Linked DNA regions of Mus musculus: region 2 is linked to region 1. A link is a loop called in an ENCODE intact Hi-C map of the cell type or tissue named here. Cell type or tissue: heart. All regions are shown on one strand. Links, peaks and the distances in the headings refer to the core of each region. The heading gives the core; the rest is flanking DNA.

The links. Hi-C counts contacts between places; a loop is a spot of excess contacts. Peaks named below come from ENCODE experiments on the same cell type or tissue, not always from the same donor. Only the 100,000 strongest peaks of a DNase experiment are listed, where the experiment ranks them.
Region 2: it touches region 1 in a loop (2.3-fold over the local background); 3 of 42 quality-filtered maps call a loop at or near these places.

Annotation. Positions count from the first base shown.
Region 1 is chr2:93,265,391-93,270,763 of GRCm38, reverse strand. All of the region lies in intron 2 of Tspan18 (tetraspanin 18), which reads left to right. Among named protein-coding and RNA genes, the nearest start is that of Gm39882, 10 kb to the right of the region's middle. In heart, for the core only: CTCF peaks have their summits at 536 and 2,750; DNase peaks (open chromatin) are centred at 473, 1,803 and 2,823; H3K27ac peaks cover 3,488 bases.
Region 2 is chr2:93,128,559-93,133,931 of GRCm38, reverse strand. No RefSeq gene overlaps it. Among named protein-coding and RNA genes, the nearest start is that of Gm32627, 13 kb to the left of the region's middle. In heart, for the core only: a CTCF peak has its summit at 2,693; a DNase peak (open chromatin) is centred at 1,641.

The DNA of each region.
Region 1 (5,373 bases), core at 57-5,056:
GTGGCTCTGAGGGTGTCACCAGGTACTCAAAGCCTGGCACAGACAGGGCCAGCATGGAATGCTTGAGTGGAAGGTCTGTGACCCCATCTGGCCATTATAAAGACCAAGCTGAGTGGGAGCAGATCTCCCTTCACCCCTGCTGGCCCTCTGTGTGCATGCGATCCATTCACATCCACAAGTGGGAAAAAGAACAAGACACTAAGACATGAAAATAAAAACCCGGGGCCAGAGACTATGAGTCCAGGACCTTGGAGACAGAGACTTCAGGATCACCAAACTGCACAAAGCAGCAGGAGTGGTTTTTCAAAGGAAACCCAAAATAGAAATCAGACGAAAGTCAGAAGGACCTCCACGGTGGTTTATTCTTCATTGTTTGGTGGGGAACCCAGCATTGTTGGGCCATCTCTCAGAGTGCTGGGGCGGAGGCCCCAGGATTCATTTCCTTTACCAGTGAAACTGTTCCAAAGTACATCTGCAGCCCCTGCCAACTTCTCGAGAGGATGTTTCCCAAAGCAAGCCACTCTCAGCTCCCGCCACACTGTGGGGCTGCTTTGTGCATGCACTGTGCCTGGATTAGGGCTGTGGCTTCAGAGAAGGGCCAGCTAGGAGGATCAGTCCCATAAGAGCTGGTGGCAGAATCATTCATTCATTTTTCTGTTCAGTTATTCATTGGTGCATCCATTCATCATTCATTCTCATTTTTGCATTCATTAATTCATCCATTCATTTTTTTTCTGTTCAGTTACTCATTTGTGCATCCACTTATCATTCATTCATTAATTCATCTGTGCACCCATTCATCCATGTGTGCCGTTTCTTCATTCTTCCGCTCATATGCCCATTCATTCAGTTGTGAGCTCATTCACTCATTCACGTGCTTGTCCATCCATTTGCGCACTAGATAATCTGCGCACTCATTCATTAATTCATGTGCCCTTTCATTCGTGTGCCTGCTCGTTCATGCGTTCACTCATTTGTGAGCCCATTCACTCACTCATGTGCCCATTCATTCACAAGTGTACCCACTCATCTGTGCAGTTGCTCATTCATCCATCCGTCAGTAACTCCCCGATTTGCTCTAGCACATATGTCATCCACAAGGACAAGCCATAAACAGATTTACAAGGTCCAACTTTTTAAGAGGATCTCTGTCTGGTTGGGAAGGAAGTCTGTACCCTACGAAGGGTCACTAGGGGAATGAGTCAGCCATAAGCCACCACTGCTGGGATACCTCTGTCTCCCCCTACTCTTGCCAGTCTCTCTGCCTTTGGTGGTGGATTCTGCTAGCAAGTGGTGGGTCTAAGCTGGAATGGAGGTGAATGTAAAAGCAAGAAGCCAATGGCCAGACAGGCTCTGGTGCCAGGCCTGTATGAGCCCTTCAGGAAGTTTCTGGCGTGAAACCTCCCCCCAAGAAAGCCTGGAGTGGGTATCTTAAGGCTGGCTTGGCTTCTGTTATCTCCAGATCAGCCTGCTGGAGAAGCAACCTGGGTGTGCCCAAGGGTCACACTGGGTCTCAGCTTGAGCCCCACTGTCTGCTAGCATTGTGAGTTTGAGTGAATCCCTCCGTCTGTCTTTCTCAGAGTGAAGTAGATACTGTATTAGTCACCAACAAAATCATTCCACTTAGCAAAAGCCCCCAGAGCCCAGTGGCTCCGCCCAGCTTTGGTTCTCCGGGTCAGAGGCTGCAGGCCAGTTGCCACCTGGCAGGGCTGGTGTAGGGTCTAGGCCTTGTGTCTTCCTGTCTCTTGTGCAACTTTGGTTTGAGTCTAAGTTTTCCTGTTGTCTGGATGTCTTAATATTCATCCATGGCTCAGGCTGAAGTGGCTTTCACTATTGAGACCTGTCCCTGTAGCTGTTGGCCAGCAGACAAGGGGCCTTGGCTTTCCTGACATTGGATTCATCCTGCTTCAGCTCTGGGATCCCATTGGCCAAAGTGAGTCATGTGGTCAAGCCAAGGTTGGGAAAGTGGCCACTCTGCTGAGGAACTAGGAGGTAGCAGATCCATGACAGGTAAGCAGATAGGGTAAGCATCTTGATAGGTAATAAAGATGATGGACTTCTAAGATAGTGGCTTCTTTCTCACAAAGTCTGGTGTGTGAGATTACTCTTGTATTTTAATGCTTTATTGGCCAGAGAAATCAAACCTAGTTAAGACTCCTAGACAGTAACGCTTATGAGGCTGAGGCAGTAGTGTAGATTCGGGAGCTGTAGCTTTGGTGGAAAAGGACTTTGGACGGATGCTGAGGCGGGCTCATACTCCTGAGCTCACACTGTATCCCATGAGCAGAGCATGGTCTCCTTCTGATGTGCATCGCAGAGGGCAAAATGTCCCTGGAGCTGATGCCCCACCCAGATCCTGACCCTGGCTCAGTCACCATGGTCCAGGTAATTTTCTCAGCATGGTTTCTCTGAACATCTGCCCAACAAAGTACACAGAGGTCACCGTGGCTGCTTCTGCAGAACCTGAGGACGCTGAGGACGCCAAAGAGAAGCTTAAAGCCAAGTTGAGATCAGCTGACCAGGGAGGGGGAAGTAAGAGTTGTTGGGGGCAAGCAGATATTGGATCCTCTCCAGGCTGTGTGCTGACATCTGTCCCCTTTATCCTGAAACACTTTTTAGGTTAGGAGAGCAGGGTACACCTGCCTTCGAGTCAGGATATCCCATTTTGCAAGCAGCCAGAATGTGATGTGGCTGAGCCCTGTTGTTTAACTTGGCCAGGACAGAAGTGTCTGAATGACAGGAAAGGCCCTTTCCTGAAGGAGCGCTGTCCTCACAGGCTCTCTGGGTCAGGCCTTGCTATTTCTATACATCCTTCGGGATAAGGCCCTCCCAGGCCTCTGACCCTTGCCTTCCTCTCTCCTCTGCTCTGCAGCCAGAGAGAGCCAGGGTCAGGGGCTGCAGGATTTCCTGGCCCTGCCCACTAGCTGCTGAGCATTGGCAGGGCCCCATCACGTTCCCCATGGGGGTCTCTGTTTCCCACTGGTCAGGGTGGTTGGGTGCCCCAGTGACCTGCATCTGCCTGAGACCTGAGTGTTTTCTCTTGGGAAGCAAAAGGGCAGGCCAGTCCACAGGTAGGAAGAACGGCAACACCCCAGTTTCCCTTACCCCTTCTCCCTAGCATCTCTCCAGGGCCACCAATGTCTGCTTCTTACCCTTGCATAGCAAAGAAGAGGGCTGCTATTGATCTTCCGTTTCTGGACCAGATATTGTGTAGCAAATTACTCCATTGAAATAATACCAGATGATACAAGGCATCTGAGATTAGTTTATGGTGTCTTTGGAAGGGAACCCCAGGCCTATAAAAGTACTGGGGCTGATTTTCAGGAACCTCCAAGTGGCCCAGATGACCTCTCCCATCTGTCCTGACCATGTTGTTGCAGAGTTAATTGGACAGGCTTCTGAGGAGAAGAAGGTGTCTTCTCATTCCATGTGTGGATCATCATTAAACCATTGGTGCAGGGTGGTATCTAGGTGTGCCTTTAGATGTGAAAGGCATTCTCTCCTTCTGGGGCCCCTTCCTCGAAGGGCATGGGACTTCACAGGCCTGGGCTGTCTCTCTGGGATGATCTGGAACAGTTTATGTGAGTCAAGGCAGGTGTAAGTCTCTGATGTATCTTTGAGCTTCTAGCTAAAGTCTGAATTTCAGCGAGGAGTTTACTGAGACAAGATTCTTGTGGTGCTAATTAGAGAGGAAGGCGGGGCTGGTGATTGCAGGGACTCTGGGGAGTGAGGACTAGGAGCAGGAAAAATTGCTACACATCATGCCAATTTCAGGGGATAGGCCACACATGTCCGTGTGTGTGTGTGTGTGTGTGTGTGTGTGTGTGTGTGTGTGTGTGTGTGTTATGTTCTTTAAAACTGCTAATTGCCAGGGTGAAAATATTTTCACACATCAGCTCTTGGGGAGAATGTCATTAAGGAACACACTGGCAGCCTGGTAGAAGTCAAACGGCTGCAGCCAACATGGAAGTCCTAATTAATAGCTGTTCCCGCAGCTCTTGGGCACGGCAGCGGAAGTAATTATCATGATTTAATTGACTTTTCTCCCCTCTGTTATGCACTCTGCTTTTCCCATTTTCTTGAGCTGGAAAGGTCTTCTTTCCCCCTCCATCTCTCTTTTTCCCATCATGCATAGTTTCTCACACCTGCACTCTGTCAACTCTTATTAAACTGAGTACTGTGACAGCTCAAATCTTTATGTCACAGAGAAGTCTGTAACATAAAGTCTGATCGATGACTCAGTTCTTACAAACATTGGTTTTGTAGAGGTGTGTTGTGACCCAGCAGCAGTGTGATCCATGGGGAAGAGAATCGTTGCTCTCACAAGTTGGTTCCTAGGGACTACAAAGGCCGTAAGGCCACCTGCCCTTCCACCAACCAAGAGAGGTGGCTCTTGTGGTATCACAAGGGTTCCAGGGATTCCTAGAGAGAGAAAAAAAAAGTGGCACCTCTGAGCTCTTGGAGCTGAAAAGTAGGACCCATCTATGCCAGAGCCCTTTCCTGTACCTTGTTACCTTCTCAGCTTGGGCTGGCTTGACTCCTCTGCCCCACCTGGTGACAGAGCCCTGAGTCTTCATGTTTGAGTTCTGCCTCCCAGGTCAGCCTGAACGCCTCTTCCAGGCAGGTTGACCCACCAGGCTGAGCTTTGTGCTTCCTGGGTCATGGATGAGCTCCTGGGGCCAGCTCTGCTCCCTGGTCTCAGCCATGGTGCTTGGGTCACGTTTCCTGGCTCACCATCTGCTTCTCAGGAGCATAGACAGTTCATTTAAAAATTCACGAGAGGCCAGTGTAGCACACACCACCTAGATGGCTTGGGTCTATATCCTAATCTGGCCACCTGCTTGCTGTTCAAGTTACTGGACAAGTTACTTAAACTTTCTGGGCCCAAGAATTCTTGTTTAATCTGAAATGTCACCTACTTTCTATTATTGTTATGAAGGACAGAGTGATTAGATCTCTCACACACATTCGGTAAGGTTTTAGGTTTTAAGGTGCAAAGAAATAGGTAAGGCAGCTCCTGGTGTCTAACAAAGCAAATGAGAATATTGTGGAGCTACAGAAACTAAAGCCAGAGAGGTCTGTCTCTGCCCACTAGGGCATACACAGGGATGTTGAAGTGTGGGAGACAGCAGGTAACCTTTTAGAAGGTCAGATAATATTGGCTGGTACTATACTGGACTATTTCTCATGGAGCTAAAATCAGGACCAAGACATTTTCTTGGGTCTCATTGGGGATTATTGAGAGCGCTTGACTTTTAATTAGAACATTATAGGTAATAATAAAATCAGCAGAAGAGACGTTAAGTAGGAACTGCTCACTCTCTCTCTCTCCTTTGTCCCTGCTTGGGAATTGAGCCAGGCTTATATAAGTGC
Region 2 (5,373 bases), core at 276-5,275, 140 kb after region 1:
AAAAACAACTACTGGAGGATGCCCTCCACTCGAATGAGAGAGTGAACCATAAATATATCTATGGATCAGGGAAACAGGACATGCAGCTAGGGGCTGGCAGAAGGTTCCTCACACAATGAGGTCATCTGCCTACAAGTTCAGGCAGGTCTCAAGAGGATGTCTCTTATGATGGTGAACTGGAGAAAGGCTGGTATGAATTAAAATACCAAGACCAGTTTGAGCCAACTGGGGAAGTTTGAGGTTAGAAAATGAACGGTCCGAGAGCAGAGAAGTACCGCAAACAAAAATAAAATAAACAGTGGTCACCACAGCAAAGGCTAATCATCTCACCCAAATCTCAAAAGAGAGGACAGAGGAAGGGAGGTCAGAGGGAAGAAAAGGAGAGGTCCCCTACTGAGAACTGCAACTCAGGCAGGCGCAGTCTGAAATGGAAATGTGTCATACGTGACAGCGAACACGGGGTAAGAGTAGACACTGAGAAGGTAAAGACAGAAGGAAGAGCCAGGCGCGGGTTGGAGACTGGAGTGCCTTGAGTCAGCACTGGGGGACATGGTAAAAACTGAAAATGAAAAATGGGATTGCAGGAGCTGGAGAAAACCAGAATAAAGCTTGAATCTCAATTTTTCCTAGGGCAGATCTGATTCCAACAAGGTCACTGTCAGCATCTGTGCGGGGCATCTGGGTGAAGGTATCTGTGTGGAGATTCTCAGGGTTGTTGTTGCAACTGTTAAACCATTGAAACCAAGTCTTAAACCATTTCACATTCAAAAGATACATAAAAGGCTGCCGAGTTGCCCACTGGTAGAGAGAGCACTTGCATAGCAGGCAGGGAGCACTTGGTTTGAGCTTCAGTAGTGCCCAAATGTATCAGTGACTATCAGGGGCCAGGGAATGGGTCAGCACTCAGATCGAATCCCAGCACCCACGTTAAAAGCTGGGTGTGGCTGTGGGCCCCACAACTCCAGTGTTATGGGATGGAGACAGGAGGATGGCTTGGATTTACTGGTTGTCTGCCTTGTTCCAGGTTCAGTCTTAAGGGAATAATAGATATTATTATATTAGTGGAACACAGTAAAGTAAGCCACCCCATTCTCCTCTGGATCCACATATGTACGGATGGGAGCTGACACTGTGTACACATACACACAACGTAAATAACACAACAAACAAATCACAGTAAGAGAATACACTGTCCCTGAAGCCACACCTTGCACAGGGAAGCATTATAATGGTCACCTGTCCCCAGGCCCTGAGCATAGAAACCTCCTAGTTTTCTATGAGCTGAGCCTCCTGGGACAGCTAAGACAGTCATCAGTTGATCTTCAGTAAGAATCGGAGTCAAGGAGCACACAGTAGGCTTGCCCAGACAGCCCTGCCCTGTGAACCTCTGCAAAGGCCCAGACTTCTGCCCCTGGGAGAGGTCCATCTCCAGGGCAGAGGGAGCAGGTGTCCAGGCAGAGCTGTGCTTCTCTCTACCCTCTGCGTAGCGGTGGAAGAGAAAACGAAAACAAAAATTAAACCATAAACACACCACAGCTGTTAGCTTCTTAAAAGGAAATAAACACCTGCCAATCACTGTCGGCAAAGGAAGCCAGCCTTCATCATGTCCTGGCAGAGCGACATCTGGGCAGAGCCCAACCCACTCTGTTGGCAGCCACCCCAGAGGGTTTCGGGACTCATCAGGAGGAAAAGCAGGAGGCACACCAGGGTCATAAAGCTGAGCCTGCCAGATCTTCAGTTGGAGTGTAGCTGGTGAATAAATAGGGAACGGAAGAAAGAAAAAAGGAGAAAATGGTGGATTCGGGATCATATTAATCTGAACTTAAATTCTAGTGACCCCTGACTGAATTCAAATTGTGTGGCTTGGAGCAGGAAATAGCCTCATATGTTCCAGGCCTCATTGTCTTCCTCTCAGCACAGATGTTTCATCTGTGGGTTGAAAGTCAAACCTCAGCTGAGTGTAGTGTCCCATGCCCTTAATCCTAGCAGTCAGGAGGCAGAAACAGGCAGATACCCAACTTCAAGCCCAGCCTGATTTATAGAATGACTTCCAGGTCAACTAGAGAGACACAGAGAAACCCTTTCTTGAAATAAAGAAAAACAAAAGCAAAGAGAGAGGAAGGAAGGAAGGAATGGAGGGAGGGAGGGAGAGAGGGGGGGGGGGAGGGAGGGAGAGAGAGGTGAAAACCTCCATACAAAATGGTCCCTTGCCATTTTGTATAAAAAGAATGATAACCCAGAGAGGTTAAGTAATTTATCTCAGATGTCACAGCTGATAGGGACCAGCCAGGATGGAAATGCCTTGGTGTGGGTTTGAACTTCGACTAAAGAGCCATTGGCCAATGTTATACGGCTCTATAGCTCATGAGGAGATAGATGGGAAACAGTCCACACGGCCCTACCCAAATGGGCAAGAGAGGAGGAAGGAGATGGTGGTGTATTCCTGACATTGAGGAAACCTCGTGGAAGCAGGTGTGGAGCCTGCAGCTGCAGGAAGCCACCCAGCCACGGAGTCATCACTGAGACACGGATGCCTTTCTTCACTGTGTGACGCCGAACTTCTCTCATAGCTAAAACTTCCAGGAAGGGCTTTAGAAGGGACGGTTGAGCTTGGATGTCTGTGAAAAACATTCTGAATTATGTAAGTCCCAGCATTGAGTGGAATAGGAGAGAACAGAGCCTCCTAGCTGGGGATCCCAGGTCTAGCTTCCTGACACACTGAAGGTTGACCAGCAGGCTAGGGAGACAATGCAACCCATAGAGCACTTGCCTAATGTGGGGAGCCCTGGGTGGCATCCCCAGCATAGCATAAACTGGTGCAAACCTTTAATTCCAACACTTGAGAGGCAACTTGAGACATCCAAGATTTCAAGGCTATCTTGCACCACCTTGAAAGTCTGAGTTCCAATGGGTTTTCTTGGAAGCATATTCTGTATCTTTCAACCAGATGTTTGATACGCTCCAGGAGAAAGGCGGCTTTTGTGAGTGGCTCATACTGTGGTCCTTCAGTGAACACTCTCCCACCCACCTCCAATATCTTATATGCCAGAGCTACAGTATCCTATAAGATGGAGTCCTGCTGTGGGAATGGATCAACCCTACTTCTCTGGAGAGGCATGGCCATGTTCAATTTCAACGGGGAGTGGACAACAGGTATAAAATCCAGAATTCTCCCCAACACATTTCTCTCCCTCTCCCTCTCCCCTCTCCCCTCTCCCTCTCCCTCTCCCTCTCCCTCTCCCTCTCCCTCTCCCTCTCCCTCTCCCTCTCCCTCTCCCTCTCCCTCTCCCTCTCCCTCTCCCTCTCCCTCAGACTGGTGTTGAATTCAGAGATTCACCTGCCCCTGTCTCCTGAGTGCTAGGACTAAAGGCATGGCTACCACCGCCTGGCTCCAATTTTGTAAGCCTAAGAAATCAGTGAAGGTATGTGAGACCATAGAGGAAGAAGATTCCGAGTGGGCAGATGTCCTTAACACCAGGGAAGGATGGTGACCATGCCAAGAAGGAATGCACGGAGTTGCTTGGCTCTGAGGCTGGGGCTTGCTGTCTGCAATGTCCCTGGAGGCATGCAGGGGGGCACTGCATTGCTTTTTTTTGTTGTTGTTGCTGGAATAAACACTATAGAACTTGTAGAAGAAAGAGTTTGTTTTGGCTTACAGTCTCAGAGGGTTAAAATCCATAATGGCAGGGCAGAGGCAGCAGGCAGTAGCTCACAACTTGAACCACAGCATGAAGCAGATAGATAGATAGATAGATAGATAGATAGATAGATAGATAGATAGACAGAGTGAGTGAGTATATTGGGCATGGGAGAGGCTTTGAACCCTCTTAAGTCCACTCCTAATGATGCACTTCCTCCAGCAATGCTGAACCTCCTAGACCTTCACAAACTGGGAATCCATTTTTCAAATGCCAGAGCCCAAGGGGAACATTCTCATACAAACCACTTCAAGGACTCAGTGGGCTCAGACCATGGTCCAGGCAGAGCCAATGGGCCCAAACTAAAAGGAAAAATGAAAGACAAATGATTGCATGCGGCAAGGATGGTTCCCAGAGTGGAGGGGACAAGGGGCTTCTATAGAAGACTCCTCATACTCCTTGTGGTATTGCATAGAGGCCAGCAGACAGCTGTATGTGATGCTTGGCATGAAATCATGCTTCTTCATACATGCCATGCTCGAAGACTGGGCAGAGAACTGAGCATTATAATGAGACAACACGGGGCTGGAGAGATGGTGCAACAGTTAAGAGCACTGGCTTCTCTTCCAGATGACCTAGGGTTCGAATCTCAGCACCCACATGGCAGCTCACAACTGTCTATAACTCCAGTTCCAGGGCTTCAGACATCCTCACACAGACATACATGGCAGCAATGCACATTAAATAAAAACTACTGGAAGAGAGACAGAGACAGAGATAGGTTACACTAGGTCACCTAGAAATGGGGAACTCTAGCTTAGACTGGTTTAATCCGGTTCCCTGTAGTATTGTCTCCAGTGTCTTATTTGAAGCTAAAAAGGCTTCAAATAACAGGAGGCCACAGACACAGGACCTCCTCTTTCACTGATTTTGCACTCACTCACGTGCTTGTCCCTTCAGGGACCTTCCTCGTAGCCATCTGCTCAAGTGCAAACAAACAGGTAGATGGCACAGCATCAAGGAAGCAACGACTCTTGAGTCCCATGGGCTGGGGAACACAGGGCTGGAGGATTGGTCTCTGATCCAGGACTTAGAGGTCTGGAATCTTTTCTCTGCTGTGGTCTCCAGGGCAGTGTTGTTCTCAGGGTAAGACTGGAGGAAGGAGGAGGAAGAGGCAGAGGGGGAGGGGGAGGGGGAGAGTTATCCATGAGAAGATCAGGGCTCTGGTTGCCCTCGGCATATGCTTTACCCTGAGTCTGAGGCAGCACTCTGGTCTAGGACTCCTTCAGCCTGACTCTTACCTGGTCCCTGCAGGAGTCCTCCAGGGAACCCAGAGCCACTCAGTTTCTCAAGTTTCCCTGTCTGTAAAGTGATGACACACAGGTCCTTCTCAGGGGACAAGCCAAGAGGTATCTGCCGCCAGCCCTGCATACCTCCTCTGTGGAGGAGAAGGATGTAGAGGAAAGGGTCTGTCTCCAGGGTACCTTACAGGGTTGTGGACTCTAATGCCAAGACTCAGGGAGGCTGTGGGTCTATCTGAGGCGTGACTACATGTACCGGTTGTGGCTGCGGACACTAGAGCACTGTGGATTAAGTGTGACCTCCCTGCAGTCTCCTACCCAGAGGGAAATCTCTTCAGGGACCTCTTGATCTGGGTGTGAACTTGTAACTTGGCCAAGGGGCTATGATAGACGTGATATCGAACGATTGTTTTCTCTATGACTGTTGGATCCAG